3 separate regions of the Homo sapiens genome follow, and regions 2 and 3 are each linked to region 1. The links are chromatin contacts, found by Hi-C or POLR2A ChIA-PET in ENCODE. All regions are on one chromosome and are shown on one strand. Each heading gives the region's core, a stretch centred on a gene start or an enhancer-like site at or near the end of the contact. The rest is flanking DNA. Distances are from core to core; before and after follow the strand shown.

Region 1 (3,512 bases), core at 43-2,542:
TGGGTCGTGTCTGCGGGCGGGGCTCATAGAGATGTCGCTGGGGGTCAGCGGGTGCTTCGGGCAGCGAAAAAACCCACCTCTCGAGGGCAGTGGAAAATACAGGGAAAAGCCACTTGAGTGTAGACTCCGTGCGTGTCAAGGCCAGGCAGAGGCGCACTTGATAGGCAAGGAAAAGCGGACGGTGGTGGTCTTGGGAGGAAGAGAGGAGAGGCGAATGGGCAGGAGCGTGTGGATGCACTAGGGCAGGACGGGCTCGAAGCAGGAACCTAGGATAGAGGCAGCGCGGGCCGGCTTGGGAGGGTCCTCCAGGGTCCGGAGAGGAGAGGACGCAGGCTGCACGCGTGCTAAGAAGGAGACTCATGAAATGTGTAATTCGCTGGCGACAGCTTCCGCGGCCGTGGAGTGAGCCTCTGGGAAGTAACGACTCTCTTAGGTGCGGCTGGGACACAGTCTCACAGACCAGGTAAGTTGCCTGCCCTCCAGGAACTCAAGTGTCCCCGAGTCCGAGCCAGGAGGCTGGAAGTGACTGCTGTCCCATCCTCCCTGGAGCCCGGAGCTGTCCTTGTCTTGAGAAAGAGAAAGCAAAGCCAAGGAAAGCAGAGCGAGCAGAACCAGGCAAAGGGGTGGGGACAATAAAATGGGATATGGCCCGCGCTTCCATCTACTCAGGAGGCAGAGGCAGGAGGATCGCTTGAGCCCGGGAGGCCGAAGCTGCAGTGAGCTGCGGTTGCACCACTGCACTCCAGCCTGGGAGACAGAGGGAGACCCTGTCTAAAAATAAAGTAAAATAAAAAACAAAAATAAAAGGGACAGAGACTAAGAAAACGGACTTCCTGAAATCCCAAGTTGGGATTTCACGTCCAGTGACCCACAAGAGAAGCAAGAAGTCTGAACAGGGCCAAGAATCAAGTGAGTGGGGGCGGAGGATTAAAATCGACAGTTGCTGCGGCACGGCCAGGGTGGAGGGTGCATGTGGGGCAGGCGAGGCTCCAGCTGGAGTTGACGCTAGCCCGACGCGGGTGCAACTGGAGGCGCGACGGGCCAGGCCCAGGAGCAGCGGGAGGAGCGCACCTGGGGCGCGCGGGCGGAGGAGGGCCGGGGAGGGACGCCGGAAGGACTGGGTAGGGACGCCCGGAGGACTGAGCGTAGGGCCGAGAGGAGGGGCGCAAGGAGGAACGGGGGGAGGGCCCTGTCTCACCCTAAACCCCTCCCCGTCCCAGACTAAACTCCTCCCCTCGGCCCGGCCCGCCCCTGGGCCCGGGCTGGAAGCCGGAAGCGAGCAAAGTGGAGCCGACTCGAACTCCACCGCGGAAAAGAAAGCCTCAGAACGTTCGTTCGCTGCGTCCCCAGCCGGGGCCGAGCCCTCCGCGACGCCAGCCGGGCCATGGGGGCCGCACGCAGCCCGCCGTCCGCTGTCCCGGGGCCCCTGCTGGGGCTGCTCCTGCTGCTCCTGGGCGTGCTGGCCCCGGGTGGCGCCTCCCTGCGACTCCTGGACCACCGGGCGCTGGTCTGCTCCCAGCCGGTGAGACTCGACGTGGGGAGCGGTAGCCGCCAGGATGCTGCGGACGCGGGGCAAGGTCGCGGAGGGCCGGACGGTCGGGACTACGCGCCCGGGCTGGGGAGGCAGGAAGTCCGCGCCGCGGGCTTAGAGGGGCTCAGAGCCTTGGGCACAGATATCGCGGCGCCTGGGGAGGACCCTCGGAGCGGTGGGAGTTGCGGTGTGGAATACGGGGGGGGTGGGTGGCACATCGCGCGGCGCGTGTTGCACAACCTGGCCCGCCGTCGTGACTGGAGGCGGGAGTGACACCTCCGCCCGGGCCGCGGAGTTCGGGGAAGGAGGGCGCGGCGCTGGGCCAGGCCGGAGGGGCGGCCAGGGCTGATAGAAAGGGGCTGTGGAGAAGGGGCCCGGGGAGGAGCCAGGACGGGTCTGGACCCAGCTCCACGCCTTGCGCCCCTCACGTACCCCGGCGGGGCACGGTCGGCCCTCGGGAGGCCCATCGCGCCCTCGGGAGCTTCCCTCAAGCCGTGCCCTTCATGCCGCCGACGGAGCCGGGCGAGCCCACGTCGTCCGTGCGGAAGGTGGAGTCCCTCACCCGCGGCCCCCAGAGGGACCCCGCTGTCGTAGAGCCACGCGGGGGCCGGAGCGCTGAGACGCGGCACCATGTTTCGGGGAGAGCTCTGCCGAGGGCGGCTGAGGGCCACCTCCCCAGAGGCGCGAAGCCCTGAGGATGGGCAGATGGTTCTTAAGACGGCGCCCTTCCCGCCACTCCCACCCCCGACTACCACCACCTGGGTCTGGGAACCCGGTGAGAGCGCAGTCGGAGGGTCGAACGTTTGTAGCTGTCAAGTCGTAGCCCCGCTGCGCCCACAGGAAGTGACCCACCCGCCTGCCGGGTAGTGGCCTTTCTGTGAGCCAGGACCATCTTAAGGAAAAAAACAAAAAAAGAGCAAAACGCCGTGCCCCTCCACAATATACTCTCCTCTTCCCCGCATCCCCGAGGGGATCTTTCCTCCCCTCCACCTCCACCTCCACCTCCACCGCTGACCCCAAGGAATAATGCTCAGTATCTGAGTCAGAGGATGTAAAACAAAGGGATATTTCTCCTTATGTAGTTTTATGGAGGATTTACCGAAAGAAGGTGGAGGGTGAGTGACTATGTCGCAGAAAAAAAAAAAAAGATGTTTTTATCGTGAATGATGTTGAGAAATGTCCTGTGACTTCCACTATTGGGCAAAGCAGGTCCCTCTGCCCTGCTAGTCCCTCCTGCAGGCTGTGTATGAAGCGTTCTGATATGGAGGGTTGGTGCGCCTGGGTTGACAGCCATTGGTCAGGTGCCTGCAGAGTACAGGGCGCCATACTGGGAACTGGAACTATAAATAAATACTCTGGGGACCCTAATATCCAGAGACCTAACCCATCTACGGGAGGAACAAGGCTTGAAGTTAGGGAACTGTCTAGCAAAGCTGCTTGCACAACTGCTAAGTGTACGGAATTCCAGGAAAAAGAAAAATTGCTTCCAGTTGGGGTGTCCTTCATGGAAAAGGCATTTGGGCAGCCCTGTGGGGGTAGCAGGAGCATTCCAGGTGGTGGAAAGGGCCTGAGCCAAGGTCCTTAAGTGGGACAGGGTACGGTGTGTGGCCGGAATGGAGGGTCTGTGTAATAGGACAGTGAGAAAAGATGCCAGAAGCGGGGATGGGACTCTGCTGTGCGTGGCGTGGGAGCCAAGCTCTGACTTTCACTGCACAGTGAAGCAACTGTAAGTCAGGAGCAGAAGCACGGCCTGGCTCCAGGGAGGGCTGAAGAGAGACACTTGCTGTTCATATTTGTCTGCAGTCTCTCGTTCTCTTCCTTCCTCTCTCTCTCTTCTGTATACACCTGCCTCACAGACAGCTCTTCTCCAGAGATAGACAGCTCTGGGCTCCATTGACTAGTTCTTTTAAAAAGAAAGAAAACACATCCTTCAAATTTCTGTCCCTCACTGGTGTTTTAGTGGATGCAATGTGGTATAGTG
Region 2 (3,131 bases), core at 273-2,772, 650 kb after region 1:
TCATTCCTTAATTAAGGTCAATTTAGTGTTGGCTCAAATGCTTTCATCTCAAAAATACCGGAATTGAATGGTAATTTGGATAATTAAGTTATCGTGCATTTTAAGCAGCATGTGTTTCCTTTTTCCGTGTGAGTTCCATGAGCCTCTGCACTGCCGCTCTGCACTGCTGAACTGATCACTGTGGGTCATTCTGGCTCCTCTTCCTTCCTGTCATCTACCTTTTGGCCAATCTACTCTTCATCAGGGGAAAGGAACAAACTTCAAATCTGTGAGTTATTCTTTCTGTCAGAAGCAACGTGCTAGAGAGAATACATGGGATTTGAAGATAATCAGTGGACTCATCTTTCTATCCACATGGTAACTATGCCCTTGACAGGTGGTATCATTTCACATCATCAATTGTCTTTGTTAAGTCCATACTTAATTGGTTTGACTCCAGGTTTTGAAAACAAGATCGTAACATTCAAAGGACTCTATATTCCAATTCTCAGCTAGCACAACTAATAAAGTTGCTGGACAGTAAAACTAGGCGCCAGTGCTGTGATCCTTTAAGGAAGCCTTGAGTATCGCAGCAGTTAATGCTGGGTCCTAAGAGGAGAGGTCAGGAATGATTTGACCTTCTGAATGCACCAAATGTCCCACGTGACTTTCAGATACACCAAGCATCTTTTCAAGGAGAAAGCTTTTGATGTTTAACAAAAGAATTTCCATCACTTAATTCAAATATTTTTAAAACAGAAAGGAAAACACATTCTCTGAATTAAAGTCACCTTTGAATCATATCCACAAGGATTGTGTTACAGGGCAAAATCCACCAACTGCCAGGATATGCCCGAGTCACCATGGCTGGGAAGTGCTCAAGACTGGAACATTTGTGTTTGAGACAATGGAATCTTTTTATAATGTTGGCTTTGGGAGAAGGGGTGACGGTCTTGCTTTACAACCAAGACTATCTCAGACTTGGTCTGGAAGAATTTACACTAAGACCTGTTATAAAATGGTGGCCTACTGTATGAATTCAAGTGAAACAGAAGCAGGTGAAGATGCTGTGGAAGAGTCAGTGTGTGAGAGAGGTGGTCCAGAGTCACTTGCTGCTTAAGAACACTTTCCCATTAGTTCCGGGTGATGACTGCATACAGCTCCTTTGGGAAGAAAATGCCTCCCCCAGTGAGAATCTGATTATAATGGCTGACGTATGGATGGATGTGTAGGCGCAGTGTGGTTCAACCTGTTTCCATTGTGGTTGGAAAACTTTTTTAAAAGTCCACTCCAAAACATGAAAAGTCGTAGTGTTAGGAAGATTTATTTCCAAACAGTGGCCTCCACACTGCGCGGCAGCACTTCTTTTTAGTATTTGTAAGCTTTTGCCCACTTTCAATTGAGCCAGCCCTAGCGTGGTATGTATTGCATGCTGAACAATATAGAGTTTGTTTTTCCTTTCTGATGATTTTAAACTCTTAAAGAACAGGAAAGCATCTGGTAAGAAGAAATCATGAGTCCGTCAGTGCCCTTACTCATATGCGTCTCCAGTGGCCTCATGTTGTGGTCACAGGAGTTTCCTGTTCACAGCAATGTGTGTGATATGGACCCAGCATCCACTGTCGTGCTTTTAAACTGATTCCTGGGACATAGCTTACCACTGGAACAGCAGACCAGTGTTGCACTGTTTCTAAAGCTAAGCTTTTCCTTATTTATTTTGGTACTACCTAAGTGACTTGGTTTTGACTGTCCCTAAGAGAGGGAACCACTTTGCTGAATTTTTAAAAAGTCCAACTGCTCTTTCATCTTTTATGCTTAGAAACCTGTTCTCTCCAGATGCACTTCTGAGGCATGGATGAGCTGAGCGTATGGCTAGAAATTGGAAGTTTACAGCTATTACCAGGGGGCTAACTCCCGGGGCATCGCAGTAGCTTCTGGCACCCGTGGCTTCATGTCTTTAGCAAAGTCTTGATGTCATGGAAAGAGAAAAAGTGTATGCAGTTAGTTACCTGATTTTGTAAACAAACAGTGGCTGACCTGGGCCCTTAAATCACCTTCACACCTTTTAGAACCACAAGTGGTTCTTTTTGACTCCAACAAAGGAAACGAAGTTGAAAAAGTCAAGCCCCTGTGTACTGGGGCCGGACTTCCCATCATTTGAGTGCAGCACTTTAGTTCAGAATCTCTGTGCCATGTGGTTTTTTAAACAGGAAGATTGTTGGTTCCTTAGTATTAAGATAGATAGTCCCTATTTTGAGTGGAATTTTTCATTTGTAAGGGGTATGTTCCTTCTCTGATTCTTGCTTTCCTCAAACAGGATACTGCCTGCTGTAAGACCATCCTCTATGGTTGTACTTTAATAAACAGTAATTTTTTTTTACCAAAAAAATTGTATTTTGTTTCTACTTCCTTGAAACCTGCTTTCCAATTTAATTTTTAAGTGGGAACCTGCACAGTGGAAATAAAGGCACCGTGTGTAGATTTACAGATGTGCAGATTCATGTGTGGATGATATGAAGGCCATTCAAATACGTGTAAATGGACATTTTCATTCAAGTATATTAATGTAGATATTTTAAAGTGGGTTATAAGTTTAACATTGTCTTTAAAATAGAAGTCACAGCTATCTTCCAGCCTGTCTTCTCTAGGAACGCTGTTGACATGCCAGGGCTCCGTCTACACTGGAAGCAGCTATACAGCTGTGACCACATCGAGCTTTAGCCAGTCACACTTCTGGAACTGTCCGTTCAGTCCATCCCCTAGAGCAAGAAAGGAGAAAAAGCCAGAATCAGCTAGGCTCATTCACAAACCAGGCTCCAGAGCTCTGTGCCACAGTAGAGCAAAGCTGGGGTTTATGCAAAAACATGTTCTCCAGACCCCTGAAGTCCTATCCGTGCATCCTACTTTTTGCTACATGGGGGCAACTGCAAAAACAGGCCGTTCAGGCGGTGAGGTGGGTATTCACATCTCCAAGGCACTGACGGTGTCAGGAGGCCCCTGCTGGGTCAGAGGAATCACGATTCTGCCTCAGCCCTCAGTCTCTGGTAAGCTGTCCATACAGACTGCTGCACACGTCTTGCCCACCCTTTCCCCCTTTACATGGGTGTTGGTAAAAGCTGTCCAGGAATGGTCTCAGGCTTACCTCCTTCCAA
Region 3 (3,477 bases), core at 1-2,500, 920 kb after region 1:
CAGACCCCTTCGTCCCGGCTACCTACTGAGCAAGCGGGGTGGCGGCTCACCAGTGCCGCATGCCAGGCGGAGGGTCTCGCTGCGGCTGGCTTTCTGCTAGGCCAGGCAAGCCCGGTTCCGTGTAGGGCTCCTCAAGATGGTTTCTTAGCTGGGAATTTCCCATGTGCCCCGGAGACCTCCAAAAGCGCGGTCCCCTCGGAAGGCAGCCAGGGAAGGGGCATCACTGAGACTAGAGGCGAAGGCGGCTGCGATCGCCCGGCCGCGCCCACCGCCCCCACAAACGGAAAGGCGCGCCGGGGTCCTCTCGGCCACCTACCTGCCAGGGTCGCAGGAGCCCACGCTTGGCGCACGCTAGCTCCAGGCCGGGGCAGCGGGACGGGGAGGCCCCGAGGGCCAGGCCGCGGAGGCAGGACCCGGCGGAGCCTCGGCCCGGAGCCTGCGGACTCCGGTAAAGACAGAGACCTCCCCCGCCCCAAAAAGCACCCCCCGACCCCGCACCCAGAGCCGGGCTAAGCCCCCACCCTCCGCCTCCCGCCTGAAGCGGGCAGCCTCCCCGCGCTTCCCCGCGCCTGCTGCCCCGGAACTCAGGACCAGCCGGCGCACCTGGCCACGCATCCTCCGGCGGGAGGTGACCACACGGGAACGCGAGGCGGGGGCTTCCTCGCGCCCCGCCGGCCGGACGCAGGGTTATAAGCGCAGCCGGAAGGAGGCGCCCGCGCCGCGGCGGCTCCCGGCTTCGGCACTGCCCGGGCGGGAGGCTCGGCGCGCGTCCGCTCGCGGGGCCACCCGCTCCAGAACCGCCCGCCGGAACCAGCCCGGTGCCCGAGACCCCGAGCTCGGGCGCGAGCAGGATGCGGCTCCCCGGGGACGGTTGGCGCGGGTCGGAGTCCCGAAGCCCCGTTCTTACCTCTGCCTCATACTGCGGTGTCCCTCGGCGCCGGCGTCGCTGTGGCGGGCCAGTGCCGCCCTGTTCCGCAGCCCGAGCGTCCGGCGCGGTAGGTAGCAGCCGGAGAAGCGGCGCAGCCGGGGGATGGGCGGGCACATGGAAGGGCGGGGGTTGTGGCCCTCGGGCCGGACCACGGGACCCCAGCCTCGGGGGCGAGATATCTCAGTACACCTCGAAAACTGGCAAGCGGCCCCCGTCCTCAGGGACTCCATTGCTACTTGCACGCTCAGTCTTGCCAGAATCTCACGGGATATGTGCAAAAGGCAAAGAAATAAGCTGTCGCCACGCCCTTCGTCCTCTCCGTCCCCCTGCAGGATCCATATGGTACATTCCTCAAAGCCCAACGGGAGACGGGAAAGAACTGATTGGTTGGGAATCTTGGAAGGGGCGAGAAGCCACATGAAGTGGCCAATGGAGAAACCCGGTGGGCATATCAAAGCCTGCCCCCGGAGAGAAGAGAGGATGTATTTAAAGGGGACTTGTTGGCCGGGCGCGGTGGCTAACGCCTGTAATCCCAACACTTTGGGGAGCCGAGGCATGCGGATCACTTGAGGTCAAGAGTTCAAGACCAGCCGGGCCAACATGATGAAACCCTGACTCTACTGAAAATACAAAAATTAGCCGGGCGTGGTTGCACGGGCCTGTAGTCCCAGCTACTCTGGAGGCTGAGGCAGGAGAATCACTTGAACCCGGGAGGCGGAAGTTGCAGTGAGCCGAGATGGTGCCACTGCACTACAGCCTGGGCAACAGAGCGAGACTCCATCTAAAGAAAGAAAAAATAATAATAAAGGAGACTTGTTTGTTGCTCTTAGTTGCCGCAAAATGAAACTAGGATTTTCATTCTAGTTGGGAAGCAAAGAGGTTAGGGGGAATTTCAAATTTTTGGAGGAGGGCGCTAAGAGAAAATATAGAGCAGAGGGCGGGCGCGGTGGCACACGCCTGTAATCCCAGCACTTTGGGAGGGAGGCCGAGGCGAGCAGATCACAAGGTCAGGAGCTCGAGGCCGGCCTTACCAACATGGTGAAACCCCGTCTCTACTAAAAATACAAAAAATAGCCAGGCATGGTGGCGCGCGTCTGTAATCTCAGCTACTTAGGAGGCTGAGGCAGGAGAATCGCTTGAACCCAGGAGGCGGAGGTTGAACTGAGCCCAGATCGTGCCATTGCACTCCAGCCTGGACAACAGAGTGAGCCTCTGTCTAAAAAAAAGAAAACGAAAATATAGAGCGAATTGAACCAAATATATCTTGTATGACCTTGAGCAGGTAAGTACAACCCTCGGCCTCAGTTTCATCATCTGGTCCAATGAGGATACTGGAATGCACTTGGTGTCTGATGGCCTTCACACACTTCATGTGTGATCCTATCATCCTTTGCACAGGAATAGCAATACCTGCAAATATTCTTCAACTTTGAGCATTATCCACTATCTTAAAGAACTTTAGGCTGGGCGCGGTGGCTCACGCCTATAATCCCAGCACTTTGGGAGGCCAAGGCAGGCAGATCACGAGGTCAGGAGATCCAGACCATCCTGGATAACACGGTGAAACCCCATCTCTACTAAAGATACAAAAACAAAATTAGCTGGGCGTGGTGGTGGGCGCCTGTAGTCCCAGCTACTCAGGAGGCTGAGGCAGGATAATGGTGTGAACTCGGGAGGCGGAGCTTTCAGTGAGCCAAGATTGCACCACTGCACTCCAGCCTGGGCAACAGAGCAAGACTCCATCTCAAAAAAAAAAAAAAAAGAACTTTAGTTGAAAGTCGATAGACTTTCTGACACCTACTTTCAGCGACAGTATCAACCCCACCTTTGGTAAAGATGAATCCTGTCTTCTTTCTGGGTCCCTCATCTCTTAGAGAAGAATATTCTTCTTATGTGTGGGGCCCTCCACCTCCAAGTAGTTCATAATTTCTACTTCTCCAGGAAGCACCCCTTTCTCTTCCTTCTCCCTTCCTTCTCATAATCAGACAAAACTTCGATTAATAATTCATTCACCCAATGAGCTGTCCACAATTCCTGCCTTCAGCAACAAACCCCACTGCTCACCCCTCCCTAGAGCTGCGAAAGTGCTCGTCCCTAACTCAATCTGTGACAACCATTCAACCACACATGGCCAATTGTGCTTTCATCCACACTACAAGCCAAATTTCAGACTTTCTAACCACTCCTTGGGGTCTGCTCTGTTTTAGAGCTTTACACCAGCCTGCTAGGCTTACAATTTGGCTACCAAGCTTCAGCTCCATCTTCTTTAGTTCAGAACTTTTCAACCTCCCAACAGCTGGTCACCCCACTGCCACTCAACCAGCTTCCAATCACGCAGGGAGTCTGGGATACCCTTTCTTTATTTTTTTTTTTTTAAGATGGAGTCTCGCTGTGTTGCAAGTCTGGAGTGCGGTGGTGCCATCTCAGCTCACTGCAACCTCCGCCTCCCGGGTTCAACTGATTCTCCTGCCTCAGCCTCCCAAGTAGCTGGGACCACAGATACCTGCCACCACACCTGGCTAATTTTTGTATTTTTAGTAGAGACAGGG

The links. A loop is a pair of places that touch in the nucleus more often than their neighbours do. ChIA-PET counts read pairs that join two places held with the same protein, here RNA polymerase II (POLR2A). Pooled maps may share reads with other maps.
Region 2: a pooled map shows a loop between it and region 1 (2.0-fold over the local background). The contact joins the enhancer-like site here to the promoter of IL17RA in region 1. A Hi-C loop is called at or near these places in 5 of 50 pooled maps. POLR2A ChIA-PET finds 5 or more read pairs at or near these places in 3 of 52 experiments (GM12878, H1 and activated naive CD4-positive, alpha-beta T cell).
Region 3: a loop to region 1 is called in a pooled map, with 9 times the contacts of the local background. The contact joins the enhancer-like site here to the promoter of IL17RA in region 1. A Hi-C loop is called at or near these places in 1 of 168 maps with a recorded cell type or tissue (CD8-positive, alpha-beta T cell), 1 of 37 single-sample maps with no recorded cell type and 7 of 50 pooled maps.

Annotation. Positions count from the first base shown.
Region 1 is chr22:17,083,708-17,087,219 of GRCh38, forward strand. IL17RA (interleukin 17 receptor A) reads left to right here and starts at 1,293. Exons shown (of 13, transcript NM_014339.7): 1 at 1,293-1,522. The coding sequence starts at 1,385. RefSeq lists an enhancer at 353-522 and silencers at 1,076-1,295, 1,316-1,435, 1,686-1,785, 1,826-2,075.
Region 2 is chr22:17,732,854-17,735,984 of GRCh38, forward strand. It overlaps BID (BH3 interacting domain death agonist), which reads right to left. Exons shown (of 6, transcript NM_001196.4): 6 at 1,285-2,738. The coding sequence ends at 2,727. Among named protein-coding and RNA genes, the nearest start is that of MIR3198-1, 30 kb to the right of the region's middle. Within about 2 kb of position 1,523, at least 3 of the 41 ENCODE cell types and tissues checked have a DNase peak (open chromatin) inside an H3K27ac peak, as active enhancers do.
Region 3 is chr22:18,000,486-18,003,962 of GRCh38, forward strand. The region is part of intron 1 of MICAL3 (microtubule associated monooxygenase, calponin and LIM domain containing 3); the gene reads right to left. Among named protein-coding and RNA genes, the nearest start is that of MIR648, 21 kb to the left of the region's middle. RefSeq lists silencers at 251-360, 491-680, 691-1,070 and an enhancer at 1,006-1,702. Within about 2 kb of position 1,251, at least 41 of the 41 ENCODE cell types and tissues checked have a DNase peak (open chromatin) inside an H3K27ac peak, as active enhancers do; they include CD8-positive, alpha-beta T cell, where a contact is called at or near this core.